Linked DNA regions of Homo sapiens: region 1 is linked to region 2. The links are chromatin contacts, found by Hi-C in ENCODE. All regions are on one chromosome and are shown on one strand. Each heading gives the region's core, a stretch centred on a gene start or an enhancer-like site at or near the end of the contact. The rest is flanking DNA. Distances are from core to core; before and after follow the strand shown. Region 1 overlaps LOC107986195 (a long non-coding RNA gene). Region 2 overlaps NR3C2 (nuclear receptor subfamily 3 group C member 2).

Region 1 (5,951 bases), core at 3,213-5,712, 500 kb before region 2:
CAAAGAGGGCCAGAACAGCCTGCTTGTTGGACGCCCATCCACACCATGAGGCTTTCCTGGATGTAGAGGGAAGTTACTGTTCCTCGGGAAAACCCCTCTTCCCAGCTGGTATGAATGCTTTAGCTTAAGAATCTGCCTCATGTGTTTCATACTCAGAGACACGACCCCCTAATCTTTATGTGTGAAAACTTCCCGTTGATACCAAAAGGAGCTTTTCCTAGGATATCACTGACCCAGGGTAAGACACAGTGAGTGAAGTCTGTGCATTTTGTTAGAAGATTAAATATCCATTATATCCCCCCATATTCTTCCTCACCCCAACATATCTCTTTGTCTCCAAGTTTTAGAACTTCTAGAATATAAAATATAATGTATGATATATAGTCATATAACATCTAGTATTCCCTCAATAGCATTCCATCATCAGAATAAAGTACAAAATCTGCCATCCATCATGAGAGACCTTTTAGGATCAGGATGCTGCCCTGCTCTCTAGCCTCATCTGTCCTCACTACCTGCTTGGCCATTGATGCTCCATCTTCCTGAACTACACCCCAGAAACTCAGCAATCAGGCCATGTTCTCTCTTATAGCATTGCTTTTGACATGCTGGTCTCTCTGCTTGGGTTCCTTTCTTTTTGGGATTTTTCCATCCATCTTTGTCTGGCTAACTCCTGATCTGCCTGCACCATCTTTCGGAACTTTGAGATGGGTGCCCCTCATTTGTGCTATCTTTGCTTATTCTTGAAGCACCTTAGGCTTCCTCTCTCATGACGTATCTAAGTGGCCTGCAGTGGTCTACCTCTTCAACCTCACTCCCTGGGACCATATCTTATTGCAGAGGGATGTGACTGAGTGCAGCAGGCCAGTCATCCTTCTGCTCTACCATGCACAGGGCATGGCCGTTTCTTCCTCGTGCTTGCTACCCCATGATTGCAAGATGGTTGCTGTACTTCAAAGAATCACATCCTCACTTCAGGGTCTCAAGCAGGAAGGAAGGGGGCTATGTTTTCTTTTTAATCAAGGAGGAAAAAAGAAGCCCCAGGAAGAATTCCTCTATGCCATATTGGCCAGAACTGAGTCATATGGCCATGTCTTGCTGAAAAGAAGGCTAAATAGCAAGTATCTGGCAAAGCAGAAAGAATTGTCACAATGGGTTGGATCATGATTCATGAGCTGGTACATAGCCCACTGAGGCAAACTCGGGATTTTGTTAGGCAGAAAGAGGTTATAGCTTTTGACCTGTCAAGTAATAGTATCTACCACATTGAATTCCACTTTAGAAAACATAGATACAAAACACACTCCTGAAGATTGCACCAACAGGAGGCAAAATTTAAGGAGCAAGAGAAACTATACATGTAAGTGATAAAATAGTAATATTTATCTGTTGGGACTCAAATAGGTGTTTTGTCCCAGAATTATCTCAATTCATCAAGACTTCTTTGAAACTCCTTGCCCATGCTTAGCCATTTATTCTAGGTAGAACAGTAAACGAATCTCCATTCTTAGAAAAGGTGGGCCTAGCTTCATAGAACCGCACACAGCCCTATTATGTAATATAGCTTGGAAACTGTATGAGCTAGTAAGTTTGATTTGATATGTTTGAAAGTTTGGCAAAGCCTTAGTGATAGGTTTGGGCAAAAAAAAGATGAAACTCCATAATTATTGTTTCCATTAGCTAAATCCATCAGCTGCAGATTTGGAGAATACTTGTTTCAGGTATTTGGTGAGCGACTCTCTTCTCTGAAGGTATTCAATCCCAAAGTGCACATCAAATCATTTCCACTAAAACGCATAAAGGTCTTGGTCAAATGTGACTCATGTGTATTTATCTTATCCTTTTGCTGAAATGATTTCACCCAAACTTAAAATAGATAGAGGTTAGTTGACTCAGAAAATTAGTGCACAGGATGAATAAAGATAGTATCATGAGCTGGACATCCATCAGGTCAATGCATACTGCTCACTGATAGCTTCCCCACCAACCTCTGTACTATACCATCACTGTTTTGCTATCCTTCATCCATCTGCTATGGATGTATCATTTTTTGGTCCTCAGGCTAACAATTTTCATAGGATTTAGGATAGAAGTCAAAATCGGAGTGTGCCAGAAAGTGAGGATTAAAGGACGCAGGTCTCCAGGATTTGTTCTCTCATGGAAAGAACCCAAAAACCTGTCTCTGAATTTGCTTCTTCCCTGCAAAGTAAAACAGGATCAGGCCCTGGTCCCAGTTAGGAATATGTGCCCCCTCTATCCCCTATCCCCTTAGAAGCCAAGTGGGAACCAGAAAGAGGCAGTGGGAAAGGAGGAACCTGGGACAGCTTCCAGTCTAAGTAGGTGTTTGGGGATTCTCCACGAGGTCCAGGTTAGATCCCCAAGGAAATGCACAGAACTACTGGTCAAAGACACAGATAATAGTAAAGTGCTTGTGTTTGCCACACATTCTCTTCTGTGCATATGTATTCCTTGGAGGTTTTTCAGGGAAGTGTGGTAGGCCAAGGATGGGATCTGAGAGTTTCTAGATCACCTAACTAATTACCATTTCCTACTTTTTCAACCATTTATTTCCAGCTCGTTCCTCCTACAAAGCCAGTAATCTGGCGCTGTATACCCTTGATTATAGCAGGGAAAGACTACAAAGCATTCTGATGTAAAGACACATGCACAGATAATGTAGTAAAAAGAATATAGATTAGCAACACATAGGTCTGGGTTTAAATCTCAGTACAGCTGCTTTTTCATTCTGTGACCTTGGGTAATTTATATATTAGCCTCTCTGAGCCTCAGTTCCCTTACTGAGTCAGTAACACTTACCTCAGGGAGTTAGTATGAGGATTAAATGTATAAATGAAATAATTAACCACTTATAAAATGTGCCAGACATCTAATGTGTGTTCAACAAGTCTTAATCTCTTAAGTGAACATTCTTACTAGAAAACTAACTCACAACTCTATTGATGGTAAGCAATAGAAAGGTATTCCTATAAAAAGACACTCATCTTATTTATACATAAACAATAGGAAAAGATGGCGACAATGACCTTGCATTTCTAGGCTAGTTTTGTCACCATAATATAAATTAATTGAAACAGACAAACTACATTAACCAAGTATTTATTGTTTTTATTTCAGGGTTTTAAAAAGCAGCAGGTTTAAGAGCTGACCATATCTGAAAGACTCTAGAATAGCAGAGGATTGATTAAAGGTCTGTGGCCACAGATTGGATGTGTTGATTTTATTTCCCCAAAGGTATCCACATAGCAACTTGGCAGTACACACATATCCCAAATATATGTACACAGTGTTTACAGAAAATACTAATTGTACCCTTACCTAAAATGTTAGGTCCCATTTTCATTTTAAAGACTCATTATGCTTTTCATGAACTAACACTTTTGTTCATTTCAATTCTGTCATGAATTCGAAAGAAGGACACAGCAAATAGGTACTTAACTAAAGTAAGTGCTTTCTCCCATGGTTTTATCAATCCAAGTCTATGGACATAATACAGAATCAAGAATCCAAGGAAACTGCTCTGAATTTCACTGTAAGCATAGCTCATTTTTTTGACCTGTTGATTGCAGTTAATTTAACGTCACGACCTGCACCTCAGAATCTCTCATGTCCCCTGCAGCTTTGTCAAGATGCTTTGTATATAGCTGGTACCCAGAGAAGGTTTGCCACATTGCACGGAGTTGATCACCCATTTTATTCACTGGATTTGGCTTTGAGCAACTTACACTTTTTTCTCTCCAAAAATTAAGTCCACCCACGAAGGAAAAAGGCAGAAGGATGCTGTGGCAAAAATGCTATCCTGGAAAACAGATCTTGGCCCTGGTCCCAGCTCTCTGTGACTTTGGACACATCAGTTGATCTTTTTAGATCAAATTTCCCCATAAAAGGGGGTACTAGACAAGATGCATGTGCCAGACTGCCAAGGCCAAGGCACACCCTAAGCCACTCATAGTAATATCCCTGGAACTGTAGACCCTTGCAGAGAGATTATAGAAGTGATTTTGAATAATTATTGAGTTAAGTGCTAGCATTCCAGCATGACCGCTTCAAAAGAGGTAATGCATATTTTTTTTTGTATTTTTTTGGCTTTTTTTAAAGTTACATTACTTTAGTGTTATATGTCATATAGTCATTAGGAATTCCAAGAGAGCAAATGTCAACAAAGGTCTGAAGTTGTTTGGCATTTTATCAATCATTATTTAGAGTTTTCTTTTTTTCTTTTTTTTTTCTTAATGTGGTTAGGGACACAGAGGTTCATGTGATGTAATAAGAAAGAAATAAAGGAAGCTTTATCTGCCGCTCTTTCAACCTCATCCACTCAACACTTACCCCGTGACAGACCCCAATACTCTTAATGAATTCCCAAGGTTACGAAAGAACTTGGAAGATCTTACATTCCTACATGGTGATTACAGAGGCTCACATTTTGCCAAGTCATATGCAGGTGGCTGAAAAGTAAGTTTACTTTATCTGCATTTCATATTACACTTGTTCTTTCTTATGAATGTTTCTTTCATAGTCATGCAAAGTACTCAATCAGTAATTCCCCACCAAAATGGTTGTTACATAAGCGGCCGTGCAACAATGCATATGTCAGCTCAGATTCATGTCAGAGAAAGTTCTCTAGTTTATATAACTCACTCCCCAGCAGCCAGTACACAGTTCAAAAAGTGTGGGCCTTTACATTATGGCGGGAGGGAGGTTATTTTGTTTTGTTTGTTTTTTTTTAACACATCACATAAATACACTTCCTTTCTCCTTTGTAACGTATGGGATACATGGAATTCCTAACTCACACAGATCTCACTGTAGACCCAATGAATGGCACGGAGCCGACACAAACACCCACACACTTGTCTCAGTTACAGATCTCTGCTAAAGACCAGAAGTTGGCCATTACTATGAATATACACTTCTGTTGGATTTCTATGGTATTTGGTTTCATTAGATTGTATGTTAAGTTAAATATGTTTTTTAAAGTTTCATTCTCCTACCTCAAGTTACGGTGCATCAAGGGGTCTCAGAGAGAAGTGGAGCTGCCACCTCAATGTCCCGACCCCAGAGAGGAGCCTCTCAAGCCACCCCAAGGCAGCTGAGCCCCAGCTCGCACCAGATCACTGTGGAGCAGAACCAATTTTTAAATGTCTTCATCTGGTCCCTCCTACTTTTATGGTGCTCTGGGGGTGGTGAGAATCGGGATGCACTGAAAGCTGCTGGGACATCTGACTCTTTATTTTCTTGGCTCTACGTGTCTTAACTCTGCACCAATCCTCCCGACTGTGCAGAATTTCACTTTGGAGAGCAGAGGCAAACGGAGATTCACACAGAGGGGCAGGAGCCGTCAATGCTGTCTAGTGAGAGGAGAGAAGAGGCATTGTAAGTCCCCATAGCACTGCTGTTGGGCTACCCTGCCAGTCAATGCCACTTTTCCCACAGGCTCCAGCCTCAACTTCCCCTGGTGCAATATGATGATGGGAAGAAGGGCTCCTAAGAGGAAACTGATTTAAGTATCTCTGTTTTTCAGAAAACACTTCCAATTGCTCTCTCAAGAATGCGTTTCTATTTCATGAGTTGATGTCATATTTTTAGGGGGAGGGATGTATGGAGAGAGAAAACTTTCAAATATCTGGAAATCAGTGGTATGATGAGCCCTGTTCTCTGCTGCTCCAAGTACAATACCAAAGCATGTGGTGGAAGTGATGGGACAGATTTGGTTCCATATTAGAACTTCCTACTTGTATGTTGAATTTTAACGGATGGCTGGGAGTAACATCCACTTTACGGAGGTATATAAGCAAGCTCCAGACAGTAACTTGGTATGGAGACTATGCCAAGGATCCCATTGTCAGAAGGGAAGTATGGTGTTGGGGAAGGATATTTCTCCCTCCCCTCCCCATAGTGCCATCCTCTGCTTATAGAGGAGGAAATAGCTA
Region 2 (6,318 bases), core at 3,599-6,098:
CAATCTGTTTAAATGCCCTTTAACGTGGTTGATTCTGGTGCTGAGTTTAGTCTGAGGACTACCAAAGCAAAATAATTTCCCTGCACATGCCCAAGTGAGAAATTTCATCTTCTGAATGAATGGTTATAAAATGACTTAGCTTCTTCTGTGTGGGTGCTTATATCTAGTTTGATTTTGCCTGTGGTCAGTGTTCTGATATTATTATATATACATGTATATTATTGGAAAGGAGCATAAAACTTTCCTTATATAATTCCAAGTTAAAAAGAGACAAATGCTTGCCATGCATTCAGATGTTCTTACTTCAAGATTTTTCAAGGTCTTCTAACCAGAGTTAATTGTTAACTTTGTTTCGTATCATGCATTTTTTCAAAAGCTCTAAGTATTGTAGTGTTCTGTGCAGCTATTACTCAATATCATCTCTGTGTCCCCTTTCCCTGTGCTAGCCTTGGTGTCTAGAAGGCCTTGAGTATAGTTTGCTTGTTTAACAGGGTATACAGAATAGGTGCATTCTAGAAGGTTATCTATCAAATCTATTTTTCTATAGACTTTAACCTCTCATATCAGAATGATGACTGGTTCTATTGCCTAGTTCTGGTAATAGCTCTGAGTAGTCCAAAGATCTTTGACAGGTATAGTTGGGAGATAGTCAAGGACCTTGCTGTTTGACTTTTTTAAAGACCTGATTAATACTCTGTATTCTGATTCCTTACTCCCCGTCAGACCATAATCTGAGAGAAACCTCATAACCTGGCCACCAACATGGAATGGATTGTTTTGTACTGTAATGATGGTCAGATAGGGACTAAGAGGAACTAGTTTTCTTTCATATGTAAGTCTTTACCTTCTAACTGTATAAATTGTTAGCAAAATGTTGTATAAAATATTAGAATTTTTCTTTTCGATCTATTTTAATATGTGTTATATATCATAAGGGTTTTAGCAATATTAACATGACATCCTACATTTTTCTTCTTACCATATAATTATATAAAGCAACAAATATTTAGTGGACATTAATATATGCCAGGTAGCATTTCAATTAAGAAAGCGTAAGAGGTAAATCTAGAACCAGAATATTTCTTACAGAAAATATCAGGATGACAGCTGATTTTATGTGTATAAAGTGATTTATCTCTCTGTGCTATAAATTACACCCAGAGGTAGTGGTAGTCAAGTATAATAAAGACCAAAAGAAGAAAAATTTGGAAACATAAAAAAAAGACATAATAGGAAAGTATTTTTGAAGAAAAAAGGCAACTCCAGATTAAAAAAAAAAGAAATACAATCCTTGATTTACAGAATTTCAACTTATTACCTCAATGGTGCAAAAGTAATATACATTCAGTAGAAGCTGTACTTCAAGTGCCCATAAAACCATCATATTTTTCACTTGCAGTACAATATTCGGTAAATTACATGAGATATTCAACATGCTGTTATGAAATAGGCTTTGTGTTAGATGATTTTCCCCACCTGTAGGCTAATGTAAGTGTTCTGAGCATATTTAAGGTAGCCTAGGCTAAGCTATAATGTTCAGTAGGTTTGATGCATTAAATGCACTTTCAGTTTACAGTGTTTTCAATTTATGATGAATTTATTAGGAAATAACCCCATTGTAAGAAGGGGGCATCTATACATTAGTAGAAATAAAAGAGAGTAAAGTTGAGAATGGAAATGCTTCTGTAGTATTTGCTCAATGGGAAACTCAGCTTTTAAAACAATGTTAAGAAAGTAATCAGACATCAATTATAGTATAGTGAACAAGTCAAAGAGAAAAGAATACAAGCAGAATCTCTTCACTGTATGTAAATACTGGTGGGAACTGAATGAAAGAGAATTGGATTTCATTGACTAATGTTCAGTAACATACTGACATACTGATAGTAAGAGGAAAAGATACAAATTGTCAAATTCCAAATTAATATCAATAAAAACAATACAATTAAAAATAACATACAAAGCAGTTCTCTAAGATTTCATTGACTAAAACGTAAGTACAGAGACATTTTTGGAAATCAGTATATCAAGTGGCTAAATTTGTGATGTCATTCATATTTGTTCCCTTATATAGCAAACTAAAAATCTTTGATGTAAAGATTTAAGTGGTAAAGACCTTCTTGGAATGGTTAGGGAAAAAAAAATCCTAAGTCATAATCTAATTACAGGTTTGTAATTAGGAGGAGGGAAATGAAATCCAAATGGAAAGAAAACATGCTTTTTGGCCTTTAAATAATGTGGATCATTCATTTTAAGTAACAAGTGGAATAAAGAATAGATGTCAGTCTAAAGGGCTGATGTGTTGTGGGTACCATCTTGCAATAAGAATACTAATTCACTTATATGGTTGTTAAGTAGACGAGTGCAGAAGATGGAAGCAAATTTGTATACAAAGGTGAATGAAAGGAAATAGATAACAGATAATTAATTTGTTTGCTCATTCTAACAGGTGATTATAAATCTAAAACTGGAAAATATTTTTCAAATATAGAACAGAGATGACGACCATCTTCTCTTTAAACTGATGAACCTCATAGTTTTCCACATATTGCATGTTGATGATTCAGGTGTGAGAAGTAATATCAGAAGTGATGATAGACTAGAACCCGCTAGAGAGGTATTTGAAATTTAGAATTGGTATTTATGAGATGGTTATATTTCAGGTTCATGTATGACAGCTAAGCAATTATTTGCATTCAAAGGACATTGACCATTTCAGGTATATATGCCTTCAAAAGCAGGAAGATATGGAATAAAATTTGAGTTGTTGTGTGTAAATTCATTTGAAAAATTGTAATAAAGTTGTTTTTTCCTGGGCCCAGAAAGTGAATGTGATTAACGGTTTTACCTGGTACATTATATTAGTTATCTGTGCTGCAGAATAAATTACCTCAGAACTTAGTGGCTTGAAACAACCTTTACTATCTCACATTTTCTGTAGTTCAAGAATTCAAAAACAAATTAGTTGGGTCCTTTGCTTTAGGGTCTGTCATGGGGTGAATTTATGCTTCTCTCTTTGCCCCCTCCCCACCAAATTTGTATGTTGTGGTCCTAACTCTCAGTACCTATATTTGGAGATAAGCTCTTTAAAGAGGTAATTAGGTTAAAATGAAGCTGTTAGGCTGAACCCTAATCTAATATGGCTGAAGTGCTTAGCAGAAGAGGAAATTTGGATACAGCCATGTGCATCCTCTGTGTATAGAGCGGACCATGTGGGGGCACAGAAAGAAAGCAGCCATCCTCAAGAAGACAGAGAGAGGCCCCGGAAGAAACTCAGTTTGCTAACACCTTGGCCTTGCATTTCTAGCCTCCAGAAATTGTTGATTTAACCACCCAGCCTGTGGTAGTTTGTTATGGCAACCCTAGGAAATTTACATGGAGTCTGTCACAGTCTAAGTCACTCAAGGCTTCCCTGCAGAAGGATCCTTTTCTTCAAGCATGCTCCTGTGGTTGGAGGCAGGATTGATGTCTTTGCAGGCTGTTGAACTGAGGCCTCATTTCCTCATAAGCTTTTGTTTGCCACTCGAGCCACTCCATAGGGCAGCTCGCATGTGACATGTTCCCTCGCATTATCAGAGCAAGCAAGCAAGAAGGAAAAGAAAAGGGAGGAAGGGAGACAGAGTCAGGAAGCTGTAGTCTTTTATAATATGATATCCAAAGTGACAGCTGGTAACTTTTGCTCTGTTCTATTAGTTAGAAATGAATCTCTCGGCCCAACCCAATTCTCAAGGGGAGGAGATTAATTTCTGTTTATAAATTACCCAGTCTAAGGTATGTTGTTATAGTGGCCCAAACAGACTAGGACACCATCTATTGTCTTTATGATTGTCAGTCATTTTGGTATTTTAAAAATACTATAATTGGATTATGTAGTTAAGTACAAATGTAACAACCTGTGTATAGTTTTAATGTGTCGCTGTAGGAGGCTTAAGGTATATTAAGGCCTGTGAATGCCAAGAGGTATTGAGCATACCAGACTTTTAAAAATGTTCTTTGATGAAAAACATCAAATATACAGAAAGCCAAGAGAAGTATATAATGCACACTTATCACTAAGATTTCAGAGTTGTTGGCTGTCATATTCACATCATGGTTTTTTTTTTTTTTTTTGGCTGTAAATATTAAAAGTAAAGTTCAGACATTGTGACTTTTTTACTTCTAAATATTTCAGTAGTCATCTTGTTTAAAAAGCATGTCTTACCACATAACTTACTATCCTAGTGATACCTAAGAAAATTAACAATTATTGCATATCCAGTTTATTTTAAAATTTTCCTTGGTTGTCTCAAAAACGCCTTTTAATAGCTGACAAAGACCCACTCAAAAACCACATATATTCTGTTTGGTCTTTATGTCTCATAAGTTTCTTTTAATATACTGGATTCCCCTATTGCACCCTCATTTCTTTTTTCTGTGCATCAACTTGTTAAAGAATGGGGCATACTTAAACTGGTGTACTTTTCTGCCTCCAAACATTCCTTTAGCACTAAACTTATTCCCACCAGAAACTTGCACTGGAAGCCTGGAAGTATATTAAGCAGGGGGCATAACACTGATAAAATAGAGACAGCTGCTCTGATTTGGGCATGGCTGAGTGACTGTTTTTCCATGCCTGCCCCCTCCCTACTCCCAGCCACCTTCCTGGCTGAATTCCAGCGTTTGGCACAACTTGAAGCATACTATTTAAAATCATAGATGGTTGAGACTGGAAGACGGTAGGAAAAAAAAGGGAGCAGATAAAGTATATAAGAGAGAGGTAGTAAAGCAGCTGGGCAGGATTCAAATACAACCTTTCCTATGCTCCAGAGCAATTGGCTGGCGCCCAGCAACCCTGTGCTCAATGGAGGGGTGAGGACAGGTTGATTGAGGGACCTCTCATTGGCATTTATGTCACCAGCCAAACTCTTCATTGTTATTTTTACTAGAATGACAGCTCCATGAGAGTAGAGGCATTATGTGGGTTTTCCACCCTGGTGCCTAGAACAGTGCCTGGCATTTAGGCATGCAGAATTAGTACTGGCTGAATGAATTTAGAAATGAATTATGAGTGAACTAACATTTACAGAGCATCTATCAGTTGTGCTTTGTGCTGCTCACATAATTTATAAGAAAATAGTCATGTATTAGATCCTTATGAGGTAGGTATTATTGTCACAATCTTACAAGAAAGACACGGAGCTAGAGAGTAGTTTGAATTTACCTAAAATTATTCAAAACAAGGTCCAGTGACCTCTAAAATGTGTATCACTTATACCGTGGTATCAATGGGACCAGAAATAGCCAGCAGTAATGAGAGCTGGGTTTTAATTTTCTATGTGCTGTTTGCAGACTGTTTTTTTATGGAAATGATTTTATGGAAATCATTTTGGTTTTCTGTTCTTCAGTCTCTTTATGAAGAATATAGTTAGTTAAATGTTTTCATGAATCATTTTGAGGGTAAGTTTGATATAAGTGTTTTTAAAAAGTATTTCAGTAGGTATTATCTACTATCTACTTTAGCATGTAGTTGGCACCTTTATTTTGTCTGACGTTAAGAACTTCTGAATGATGCAGTCGAGACAGTTTGCTCATGCTATATTTTTTAGAGTTATGTAACCAAAAACTATTATATACTTGTCCAGGAGTTACTATATATAAAAAATATTTACAATACACACTCAAGGCATTGTGTGACATATTTCCTACTAGAACTTGATTGAATGTAATAGTGAACCAAAATGAAAATAATATGGTACCTGATTGTTTTATCAAATAGTTTTCTTTTAATGGTATTTGCCTTAATAGAATTTGAATTTTTTAAGTATAGTAATTTATAGGAAAACTTTGACAGTTTAAGTTGGCAATTCCAAATCAGCCCACTCATTGTATTCACTAAAGTGTTCTTCCAAAAATAAATGAGTAGGCTGGCATTGTGTTTTAAACATCGAGCTAATTTTGGTTAATTATATAAATCTAAAAGCCATGGGCAAGGCAGCAATTCAGTCTTACTAGATGATGATCAGTGAAATTGTAAGACAGCTTGCTGAATGATGCACATCAAGCTAATAACCTGAATGCATTGTGTCCAAAAGGACAGTGTCTGGCAGAGCATCAGATAGGAAGCCTTCCCAGAGCTTTAATAAGGGGCTTGTGAATGCTTGCAAAAGAGGGTACAAAGTTAGAAACAGTAGTAATGGCTCTGATCAGAATTCAAAAACATTAGAGAAAAAAATAGTTAACAGTAGAGAAAAAAAGTGGTTTCCATGCATAGCTAATAATTCTGTTACATGGTAGAAAGCTGGGGTTGAGCAGCCTCATGGGCCATCCCTTACTTGCTGC

The links. Hi-C counts contacts between places; a loop is a spot of excess contacts on that map. Pooled maps may share reads with other maps.
Region 1: a map of Calu3 shows a loop between it and region 2 (2.5-fold over the local background). The contact joins two enhancer-like sites. A Hi-C loop is called at or near these places in 1 of 168 maps with a recorded cell type or tissue (Calu3) and 1 of 50 pooled maps.

What each region holds. Positions count from the first base shown.
Region 1 is chr4:148,789,347-148,795,297 of GRCh38, reverse strand. All of the region lies in intron 2 of LOC107986195 (a long non-coding RNA gene), which reads right to left. It overlaps LOC105377481 (a long non-coding RNA gene), which reads left to right. Exons shown (of 15, transcript XR_007058322.1): 11 at 1-108; 12 at 3,136-3,208; 13 at 4,261-4,473. Among named protein-coding and RNA genes, the nearest start is that of NR3C2, 350 kb to the right of the region's middle. Within about 2 kb of position 4,462, at least 3 of the 41 ENCODE cell types and tissues checked have a DNase peak (open chromatin) inside an H3K27ac peak, as active enhancers do.
Region 2 is chr4:148,287,066-148,293,383 of GRCh38, reverse strand. All of the region lies in intron 2 of NR3C2 (nuclear receptor subfamily 3 group C member 2), which reads left to right. Among named protein-coding and RNA genes, the nearest start is that of NR3C2, 150 kb to the left of the region's middle. Within about 2 kb of position 4,848, at least 2 of the 41 ENCODE cell types and tissues checked have a DNase peak (open chromatin) inside an H3K27ac peak, as active enhancers do.